Linked DNA regions of Homo sapiens: region 1 is linked to region 2. The links are chromatin loops, found by intact Hi-C in ENCODE. Cell type or tissue: MCF 10A. All regions are shown on one strand. Links, peaks and the distances in the headings refer to the core of each region. The heading gives the core; the rest is flanking DNA.

What was found. Hi-C counts contacts between places; a loop is a spot of excess contacts. Peaks named below come from ENCODE experiments on the same cell type or tissue, not always from the same donor. Only the 100,000 strongest peaks of a DNase experiment are listed, where the experiment ranks them.
Region 1: it touches region 2 in a loop (9-fold over the local background); 10 of 110 quality-filtered maps call a loop at or near these places.

Annotation. Positions count from the first base shown.
Region 1 is chr12:66,104,500-66,110,426 of GRCh38, forward strand. No RefSeq gene overlaps it. Among named protein-coding and RNA genes, the nearest start is that of LLPH, 23 kb to the right of the region's middle. RefSeq lists an enhancer at 2,791-3,292. In MCF 10A, for the core only: a CTCF peak has its summit at 3,101 (motif pointing left); a DNase peak (open chromatin) is centred at 3,122.
Region 2 is chr12:65,599,924-65,605,850 of GRCh38, forward strand. The region is part of intron 1 of MSRB3-AS1 (MSRB3 antisense RNA 1); the gene reads right to left. LINC02454 (long intergenic non-protein coding RNA 2454) reads left to right here and starts at 2,946. Exons shown (of 3, transcript NR_146529.1): 1 at 2,946-3,058. In MCF 10A, for the core only: a CTCF peak has its summit at 2,734 (motif pointing right); DNase peaks (open chromatin) are centred at 2,798, 3,778 and 4,208.

The DNA of each region.
Region 1 (5,927 bases), core at 326-5,325, 500 kb after region 2:
AGGCCTCCACCCATCCAGAGGTTTGTATCACAGCCTTAAGATAAGAGGGCAAGGGACGAGTACAGAGATGGAGTGCATGTGGTGTGAATAATCCCACGGTGTGGGGAGGAGCAGTAGGAACAGTTGTTGCTGGAGGATACCAACCTTGATCCTAGACTTCCAAATCAAATTGCTGCTTGCAATGGGTTAAGTCAGCTCTGGGAAATAGGGCAAATAGATTTGCCATTTGAATAGAGAGTATACAACAAAGGAAGAAATGTACGTAACTATGTGGAATATTGGAAAGTCTCATCATCATGGATATCCCACTGACATCTTGGAAATTCCTAGACAGGGCCTGTCATTAAATACAGGTGGATATTGGGAGAATAAGTGCTGTGTGCTCTCTCTGTCTGTCTCTGTTTCCGTCTCTCTCTCTCTCTCCTCTCTCTCGCTGTCTCTCTCTCTCTCACACACACACAGACGCGCGCGTGCACGTGCACACACACACATACACAGAGAAGCTTCCTATAACTTCTGGGGAGCATACAAAGTTAATGGGATATAAATTCCATCTTTTAAGGAACTCCTGGGTCCTTTTTTAAAAAAAGAAAATTTTAGAGAGAGTCTCTCTCTGTCTCCCAGGCTGGAGTGCAGTGACGTGATCATAGCTCACTGCAGCCTCAAACTCCTTGATTCAAGCAATCCTCCAATCTCAGCCTCTTGAGTAGCTGGTAGTAAAGGTGTGCACAACCACACCTGGCTAATTTTTTTTTAAATTTTGTAGAGAACCTCGTCCATGATGAGCACTTTTAGAGTTACAATTCATAAGGTGTCAACATAGAAAGCAGACTGGCATTCACATTAGCCATGAAAAGACTCTTTCTATCTAAATAGCTTAAAGTTTACTGGATTAAAAAGGAATTTCCTTCTTTATCTATAGAGATTATAGAATTGCTTCTTTTGTGATTTCCTTCTCTGTCTCTCCCGGAAGGCTGATCTACTCCTACTTGATTCTTACTGATCCAAATCATCCTACTCCAAAGAAGCTGAGTTGAGGTTTAGACAGACCACAGACTCTGTTTTATTGTCTCACTACTATAAAAGAGGGATAAAGATCCAATAAGCACTGCTCACTTTTCTTGAACATCTTGAGACCCTGGTCTCTTTCATTGGTAACCTTTAATTCTGGTTCAAGTGGTGAGAATGTATGTGTGTGCACATGCAAATGCATATGTTAGAAATGAGAATACTTTTTAAAGCACAAAATAAACTTTTCAGAAGCTTACCCGATATTAAGTCACTCTGGGAAGCCATATGCTTATTGCAATTTTGAGGCATTCATTCATCAGCAAGGTTTTGAAGGCTGGCTACACTGAGTGGAATATGGTCATTTAACAATGTAATCTTTGTAAGGGTCATCAATCTCATTTGAATAAATATATCAGTTAAATAGATCAATTTCAGTTAAATAAAATTATGGTACATACATAAGATGGAAAGTATTTCCAACTCTGAAGCTCTTAAAGAGAATTATTTAGCCCACCTCCAAGATATGCTGTTAAGTGAAAAAAGACAGACGCAACAGTGTGTTTCGTGAGCTACCATTTATGTAAGGAAAAAAAGGATATATATGTATATGCTTATATTATAAAAGCCCAAAACGTTTCTGAAAGACTACATAGGAAACTATAACTGTGGTTGCCTGTGGGAGGGTGGCCCCAGACAAGGCATGAAACCAGAGAAATGTATTTGCGACTGTGTATTTGAATTTGTCGTACATGTATATATTTTGCCTATTCAACAACAACAAAAAACTCAAAATAATAAAAAAGAAGTCATCTTTAGTCCTATCTTTAGTAGTTATGTGGTAGAGCACTCTACTGACATGAGGCTGGGCTTTGGGATCAGACAGGTGAAAATTTGGATCCAGGAAGGGCTCCGTGGCTCACGCCTGTAATCCCAGCACCTTGGGAGGTAAGAGGGGAAGATCGCTTGAGCTCAGGAGTTTGAGACCAGCCTGGGCAACATAGTGAGACATCCATCTTTATTTCTATTAAAAAATAATAATAATAAAATAAAATAAAAATAAATAAATAAAAGATTTGAATCCACATGTTAACTGGGAGACTTCCTGGAGGTGCCTTACCTTCTCTGACTACCCATTTACTTCTATGTAAAATGAGGAAAATGATAACCACCTAAAAGGATGGCATCCAGGATTAAGAAAAATAATGAAAGGAAAGACCCAATAGGCACTCAGAAAACTTTATTCCTCTTTCCTCCCTGCATGTAGGAAGGATCCTGGATTGGTTATATGATGTCGTTAGTAATTTTTTTTTTTTTTTTTTTTTGAGACGGAGTTTCACTCTTGTTGCCCAGACTTGAGTGCAATGGCGCCATCTCGGCTCACTGCAACCTCTGCCTCCCAGATTCAAGTGATTCTCCTGTCTCAGCCTCTGAGACAGTAGCTGGGATTACAGGCACATGCTACCATGTCTGGCTAATTTTTTTGTATTTTTAGTAAAGACGGGTTTCATCATATTGGTCAGGCTGGCCTCGAACTCCTGACCTCACGTGATTCGCCCACCCTAGCCTCCCAAATTGCTGGGCGCCCGGCCTGCCCTTAGTAATTTTTAAAGAGTTAATTGATTGCAGCCTGTTTACATTCAAAAATCTTTGATAAGAAGTGCCTCCATGTGCTACAGGAACAGATCCTGGGAGCCGACCTCGGTGCCTCAAAACCAAGATCCCAGCTGAAGCATTGTCTTGGAAGGAAGGTGGGTGTGAAGAAAAAAAGGAAAGAAAGGAAAAAGCAATTTTTTCTCTTTGTCTCAGTGCATGAAATTTCACCATTAAAGTTCTCTCTTTTATATCTTGGTGGCTAGTAAATCCCTAACAGCCCTAATATAGATGATATTTAAACCTCATCTGCTAACACTTTGCAGGGAATTCGTTTAAGCAATTAAAATCTTCCCTTTCCTCAAACACCGCCATCCGTAAAACAGAGAACCGTGAAAGGGAAGGCCGATGGCCCTCTAGTCTAGTCCAAACTGCAACCTGATAAGATTTTAGAAGTCACTCCTTCCTCAAGACCCTTTACTGCCATCTGCTGGAAAAATTTGGTATTAACACACAGATTGCCCTATGACTACAAGACAATGGACCCTCTGGGATTGTGCAACAAACACACCGCTTGCAGAACTGTGAGCAATGCCCCAAAACAAGCTTCACAGTTTTGCCAAGGGCTGGCACTACTGCAGCACAGCCGCCCTTGATCGGTTGCTGTCCCTTCAGGCGTGCGTCCCATGTGAATTCTTTCCTGCCAGGACTTTCCTTGATAACTCTTGTCCATCCATGGTACTAGATGATTATAGCTCCCTTTCTCCAGAACCTCTAGAATGGAATATCTGCAGGGCCCCTTCAGACCATTTCAAAGACCCCTTTAGGTGTCCACGACCTCCCCAGGTGAAAAATTTTTTAAGGAATGTGAATTCATTTTTCCATCATTACTTGAGGCAGCACCATAAATTGTGACAGTGGAGGCCTAATGGAATGCAGCATCGCACGCGAGCCCCATGGATGGGAAACAGACCTGATTAGGTGCCATCAAAACAACACAACTGACCATTGGAAACTCTGCTGAGGTCTCAGGTGCTGAGGAGCAGGAGAGAAGAAGAGAAAGAAGTCCTGTGGGGCTCACACAGCCGGCCAGCCTCTCATCTCAAAGACAGAAACGAGGTTTGGCTTCATTCTTTTCTGCCCACTGATTGCTTTATTTCAAATTACCCTAACTACTTAGCATGGCAAATTAAGTTAAAACCCCCAAAAGTTTGCGGAGAATGTCATCTAATCTGATTAAAAGGAATAGTCCCGTCACAAGCTAGGGAGGAAATGGAAATTACTCTGAGTGCAGTGCTATTAAATAATTTGCATAGACTTGCATATGGTATACATCAGAAAAGCATATGCTCTTTAGATTTAATGAAATAATTTTCCCTTTCTAAAGACTCTTACAGTCTCTGTCCTTCCCTATCTGTCTTTTCCTCTTCCCAGCTGTCTCTTTTTGAATGCTAAAATTATTTCATGAGGAGGGTACATAGCAATGCACAAATTACATGAAATATGTTAATAATCTTCCTGCTGGCAGGGCTGGGAGGCCCTGAAACTGCATTGCCAAACTTCCCAAATGTCCCCCTTGTCAATCTCACATAATTAAAGGCTCCCTTTACAACCTTAAAAGGTTCCGTTTGATTCATTTGGGGCTTCCATTGATGGGGGAAGGGTGGTTAAAACCAATCCTTTGGCTCTACTTTCCCAAATAATGTCTTCCTAACTCTATGCAATAGCATCTAAATCAAAATGAAAATGAAAGGAAAAATTGCCATCATGCCCATGTCATCTACATCAGTTGAGTCTGTGACACTGCCATTGAGGTTGCACACATACAATAATCATCCTTGAAAGATTTTTGTGCCTGCTCTGCTTTTCAGGATTCAAAACCCTTGACAAATGTTAGCTGCTATTAAAGCATCACCCCCATTCTATCAATGGAAACAAGGAAGCCCAGATAGGGGAGTATGATGGGCTAGTGGCTATTGGCCGGGGAAGGGAAGGGGAGGGGAGATGAAATCTAACTATTTTTGTATTCTCTATGGATATTCACTAGTTTTTTAGTAATATTTTAGCAGATCTCATGTTCAGTTGTAATGTAGCCAACAGAGGAATTCTAGTGAATTCCCCAACAAAATTACATTAGGATCAAATGTGATCGTTATAAACACTATCCAGATGTTGGGGATGGACTGGATATAACTCTTTAAGCCCCAAATTACAGTATAATAAATGCAAGCATGGGGATCTGCCAATACATCTGAACTTCGTGTCGGAAACCAGGTCTGACCTTAATTTAACTCTGTAAGGACCTAAGAATTTCCCCACTTGTATAGTTAGGATGCATTCAAACATCTCCAAGTGCCATATTGTCATGAGTTTTATCACTTACTTGAAGCATGACCATATCAGATTCTGGAGTCAAGCCAATCTTAATGCAAGCATTTTATTAACACATTTAGAAAGGAAACAGAATCACAACTAGAAATAACTATTGAGGTTATGAAACAAACCTGTGAAATGAAATACAATATAATATTAAAATCACATTTGTCCTTGGTAAATCTCAGGGAGTTAAGATAGTATAATAAGCACACACTAAAATATTGTACTACGTAAACCAGCAATGCAAATTACTACAGGCCCACAGAGAAAGATATAATTTGGCAAGAAAAAATTTCATCTTCTGCTCCTGAAATCTTTTCATTATGCAGGGTTGTTAGAAATTGATAACTTTGTGTGATAGCTCAAGATCAGGACCGAATATATCATAATTAGAATATCAGTGGTTATAGGGAAGATAAATAGTTCAAATATTCTAGTGTCAAATATTTTAAAATAATAGGCCCTTTGGAAAGCTGGAATCAATAGACTAACCAATTTATTAAGTAGTAAACTATGGGATGACTGCTATCTGTGTGATATCATGTTGGGTAATGCTGGAAGAAACAGAAAGTAAAAAGAAAGATTTTAAGGAGTTCCAAATATGTATCAGGTCCTTTAAGAAATGCATGTTCTTTATCTGATTTTAATGTAGGATGTATCAAACCACAGAATGGTCTCCTCCCTGGAGAAACTTAAAATATAGTGCCAAAGTTATGAAATATACAACCCCCCAAAATTCAGAAGTTAAACCATCAAACAAAATAATAGATGTCATGGCCGAGTGTGGTGGCTCACGCCTGTAATCCCAGCACTTTGGGAGGCCGAGGTGGGCAGATCACCTGAAGTTAGGAGTTCGAGACCAGCCTGACCAACATGGCAAAACCCCATCTCTACTAAAAATACAAAAAAAATTAGCCGGGCTTGGTGCCACATGCCTGTAGTCCCAGCTA
Region 2 (5,927 bases), core at 510-5,509:
TCCCACATTTTAGAGGAAAAATGAAACATTGCTCTTTCAGCCTAAATGTTTGAATGCAAAAACCAGATAATTGGTAAATACATGTTTTTTTAGGTTTTGCTCATTTAAATTATCTGGATTCAAAGATGCAGTTTTGGTTTATGGCATTGCTCCACACAGAAGAGGGCTTTTACCAAAAGCATTTACCTATGAAGTTTTAAAATTTTCTTTTTAATTAAGTTCTTACTGAAATTTTTGCCTCCCTAGAGAAGACTTCATTAAACAAACAATTCTATTAGCCCATTATTTAATTTTATTTTTAATTATTTTATCACTTCTCCCAAATGACCTAGACACTTGCTCTGCCCATTTCTGTCAAGAGCAGAATCACCAGCCCTGTCAACTCTCTCCATACCTTGGGTGGAACAAAGATCTTTGAAATCTCATGAAGACCAGCAGACCCAATCTTTTGAAATAATGGAGACTGGAGAAATTAAGTGCAGAATATTCAGTTAACTACTTACCTAACACACACAGTCACTTTCAGAAAACTCTATGAAACATGGAAATCAAGATGCTGAAAACTCAGAGAAGGTATTTACTAAATTTTTCCTTCTCCATACTTTGTCTTTATAACTAGTGATTGGTACTTGACCAATAATGGTGAAGTAACTATGGAGAAGGACGTTTCTTGGAAAGGCTTTCCTTTCTTCTGACTGACATGGTGGAGGAACACAATCTTATTTCTGCCTTAAGGCTAATGACAATCTTTTGATACAGCATTCAAGGTTTTCCATGATTTAGACCCAGTTTTTCTTCCACTCTTATCTTCCACCACTGCCTCATTTCAGAATCTCTTTGCCAGCCAAGTGGGTATTTGATATAGATGAAGAATAAGGCATGAACCATAACCTTTTAGGAGTTTAGGGTTTAGTTAATAAAATAAGACTAACATACATAAAAATGAATGATGTAAGAGGGTTATGTAATGAAGGTTCATTAATATGGCATAAACTGTAGAGTTTATATGAATTTGAGAGAGAATGGATTAGTCAGAGAAAGCAATGTGAGCTCAAGATGGTTCTTGAAGAATGGGGAGAATTTCCATAGATCTGGAGAAAGGATGGAGGAGAAGAGGAGAGGAGGATGCAGCTAGGTGAGGGAAATCAAAACAGTGGATTTTTGCAAATAGGAATGCACATAGTGTTGGTGGGACCATAAACAAACCAACATGAATGGCAAAGGCAGTTCATGTTGAAGAGTAGGAGGAAACACATTTGGAGACACAGAAAGGAACTGGGTTGAGGTAGGCAACTTAAAAATAGGCAGAAGCACTGAAATTTGGTGGAGTATAAAATAACCATTGAAGGCTTTTCAGAAAACATGTGGATAAACCATCTGTCACTAAACTACAGATGACTGAAATATACATCGACTGATTTGTTTTTTTACTATGCATATTGGGGTTTCTGTTCAGCATTTGTCCAGCTTTCAACAAATCTTTATTGAATACCTATTATATGCTGGACAATATGGAGAGTGATAGCACTACAGGACAGACAAGATCAAAATCGTTTCAATACTCCTGGATCTTATATTTCAGAATTATTCATTTTCATTATGTTCTTTTGGCCCAGATCACTGTATCTCAGATGGAAAAGTTTTCAGTAGAAGTGATATCTTCACCATTCTGGGTTTGTAAGTTTCTTTTGTTTAACTTAGCCTTCCGGGAAGTTGATACTTGAAGACACAGCACTGTAATCCAGGAGACGCCTTGTCCGACTGCTCCAAATTGGTCAGGAGCCTCTCAGCAGTGCCCTTGACACCTTGTGCTTCTCCTTATTTCTAGATAGCATTTAGAAATAGCATAGTTTTGTCATGTCCACTTTCTTGGCATCTGCTATCTACTCCAACTAGATCATGAAGCAGGATATCCCAACATCTCTGTAGTACCACCGGAGGTGATCGACAAATGTTGGTTAAATGAAATTAATGAATGGAGGGGATGGATATGACTTTTCTTTACCTGAATATGTTTTTCTCTGGGGCAAGTTTTTGGTAGAGAAAAGTAGGGCTAATGTAAGAGAGAAAGATAAGTTCCTTCTTTATATATGCGATAACATTTTTGAAATGTAACTGTGCTTGGCTTTTCTTGTAAGACTAATTGGAATGTGGTTACAGAGCTGGATATCTTGTTTAAAGGTGATTTAAAAATGACAGATCCCATACATTTTTTCATTTCCTTAACAGCTGCAATGTTAGCCTACTCCATAAATCACAACAGTTGGTTCTATCTTAATGCCATAGGTATTTCAGTAATATAGACTGTTCAATAAATTATTGGGTAGTTATTAGAACGAGGTAAATTTGACTTAACATCTTAATTTGACTTAGGCATCTTCCTGGAACCTTCTTGCTCTGAGGTTTGGATGAAAAACACTTTGGATATCACCGTGAGACTTGCTACTTCCGATTCATTGTCTAGTATTCTCCTTGGCAGCTTTGCAAAACAAATCTTGGAAAGCTCCTAGAGAAAGCCATTCTTTTTAGAAAACTTGGAGTCTTTTGAATTCACGCTGGATGACAATGACAGTGAATGAAAGTGTTTGTCCTGTTTGTATATTTGCCTGCTGCTTTGCTCATTCACTCGCTATTCATTTTTTCCAATGGATTATTTATTTATTCAATTTTCAAAACTTAGCAAATATCCTAGATTTCAAAGTATCCTTGTACCCTATGGTTATGGGAATGTGTCAGCCAAACTCTAGGTGGCGCTCCACATCGAATTTAGGAGGCAGGGGAAGGAGTGTGGCAGTGGAGCTCTCAGGATGGCGTCAGAACCACAGAACACCCAGGCTGATCCCGAGAGCTTCCCGTGTGGGGGCGGAGGGTGGGGCAGAGCAGGATGTGTGCTTGGGTTTCACTTGGAAAAAACATACATCATATTGCAATATAATTTACTTTGAGATTTCAATTTGGAAAATGGCATGGAAATAATCCAGCTTGAACATCGTCCTCCTCACCTCCTGGACTAGGGCGAGGGCCCCTTATATTTCTTCATGGCAATTGTGTCACAGTTGTAAGTATTAAAGTATTTGCTTAATTATTTGTTTGATATCCGCCCACTTTGGACTGTAAATTTCACAAGGCAAGGACCTGGCTGCATGGCTCATAGCTATTTGCCTGCTGTCTATCACAACACCTAGCAAGTGACAGACGGTCAATAAATGTTTGTTTTGTTTGCTTATTTGGCTGCTGCTCCATTCATTTGCTTCACTGGGTTATTCATTTTTTCATTCCTTCGTCTCCACCCTTCCCTTCCTGCTCCACCCTACCCTTATCTTCCATCCCCCACTCCAACTCTCCCAGTCCTCCCAGCCCTCCCATCTACCCCATTCCCCACCCAGTCCCACCCTCATTTATCATAAGTCTTAAAAGTTAAGAAACCTAAGGGGGCTGTAGTGGGGTGGGGCAGAAACTAAATGTATGAAAGCAATCTTTAAATAGTCGGATTCTCAAAATCCGGAGAAAGAGTATTAAAAGGTAAGAAAGCAACAGTTTTGCCAATGCAAAAGGGAAAGTGTGGCCCCCTCAGCGGTCATTTCCCCATGCACTATGGCTTTCCTAAGCAGGTGCTGCACCTCCTGGGTTTTGGCAACTGGATGCAGAAGACCGGCAGAACTCTTTCCTCTGAATGGTCTGGACTGGGGACAATTGGCTGGAATCACAAGTGGCTTCTTTGCTCACTCTAGCGGTACTTCAGCTTTCATAAACAGCCGGTTCCTGGAGCTGTAAGGTTCCAGCACATCGGGGATTTCCCTTTGTTAGATCCTGACCCGCAGAGCTGTGTCCCAAGCCAAAACTGTTGTGTTCACCTCTTAAAAGGCTTTCAAAGAAGGAAGGGAGGGAGGGAGGGAGGAAGGGAGGGAAGGAGGAAGGGAAAGAAGGAAGGAAGGAAGGAAGGAAAAATTCTGGAAAATATCAGTTGTTATTCACAGACACCTAACTTGCCATTTTTAAAAACACATTTTAAAGTTGATATGAATCGAAAAAAAAGTTATTGTGATATTGGCAGTCAGCTCTCTACTGAAATGATGTGAGTGGAAAAACAAGAGTTTGGAAGAATGCGTCCCCCAAAATTCTTACATTGTTACCAACCACAGAAACAAAACATAGTGCTGGAAAGGAATTTCAAGTCATAGATGCCAAACCCCTGATTGTGTAGATAAAAATAATGAGGCTCTGAGGTAAGTGACTTGCTCAAAGCCACTCAATTCAGGAGTTAGAGCCAAAATTCATGACTTCTGGCCAATTCTGGGCCCTTGCCACTCCACAAGCTGCAGTTTTTCTGTTTTAGCTAAAATGAGTTTCAAACAGCCTATCCACCATAAATGTATTTCTTCAACTCTCATTCTCTTGTATAAGGCCTTACAGGGGACCCAACTTCTAATGTTGAAGGAAAAATATTGCATCTTTTAAAAAATGGTCAAAAGGAAAGGAAACTTCTAGGCATATAAATGTCACATCACCCTGTAAGTAGGAACCCATCATTATTGTGTGGGTAAGAAAGAAATAATTAAAGAAACCAATTTCAGTTAATTCCACATGTAGTGTATGCCTTTGAAAAGCATCCAAAATATTTTCCAAACATTCTCACATACACTGCACACATCTGTCCTATGTAACCTGAAAATGATTTACCCTTGTGAAATCATTTGCACAAACCTGCCAACCTTATGAATGATTTTGTTTGTCTACTGTCTCAAAATAATTGATCTTACATACGTTAAGCTAATTAAAATAGCCAGGCCCTTTCTTTGCAGAAAATCCACAAGCCCTCTTTCAATTATGCTTCTGAGGTCAGGAAAGCAATTCTTATGGAAAAGTAGGCTAGAATTTGCTTCAATTTATTAAGATAAAACATAAGAATGTATTTTTAATGCATTGATAAAAAATTCACCAAAATATTAGGTATTTTTAGTCAGTCTCCAACTTACTAAAGGGTCATATTCCAAAAGTTAGTGGATAAATGAGTTGTCTGGAATTTGGAGTGTATTTTCCCATAAAAACAGTGCTACCCATAGGAGTTAGTTCCCAGGCCACCCTTTAAGTGCTATTTAACCCATAGTGTAGCAGCCTATTGTGCACTTAAAAATTATTATTTTAATTTTGTTATTATTAGTTAACTGGCTCAAAAGTAACTGATTGATTTAGAGGCTGTTTTAGATGCTGACATCAGGAAAACCAGTTTCGATTATAGATACTTGAGATAGTAGTTGGAGACTTTTATGTCATTTCTGTAGAAGGCTTTGACGTACTTTGGAAACTCTAAAAATAGATGATACTTAATTTCATCTGCTTACTTATGACTAAAGGAGGAAACAGAGAGAAAAGCCTTGGCCCCTGCTCAACTTCCACCACTATTAGGAAAAGAAGACAAGAAATGGGATAAAAGGAAAAGAGAAAAGAAGTTAAAATTGTGTGCATGTATGTGCATGCAGAGATTAACTTAGCAGTGAACAATGAGGAAATGAGGAAATTGAGGCACACACAAGAAAGGAGATAGGAAGAGATATTGGTCTGAGACTTCTTTGTGTTGTTCACAAAGTGGCAGTGATGACCTCTAGAAAGTTCAGAAGAGAAAAGGAAAGTTTTAGCAGGTACTCTGTGAACTTATGTTTAGGATATGTAATAAACAGAAGTTGTTACTTGGGGACATGAGTTAACTGATTTAAGAATTGGACTCTCAGTTTGAATCCATACACATCTATGGAAGACCTACAGTGTTTCAAGAGCTGAAATATAGGACTAACTGCAAAAATTATCTGGCAATAACCCTTTACCTTGCAGAGATAATAATAGCTAGCATTTTTGACTCATTGTAACTCATTTAATCTTCACAATGACTCTATAAAGTAGGTATTAGTATTATTATTATTATCCCATTG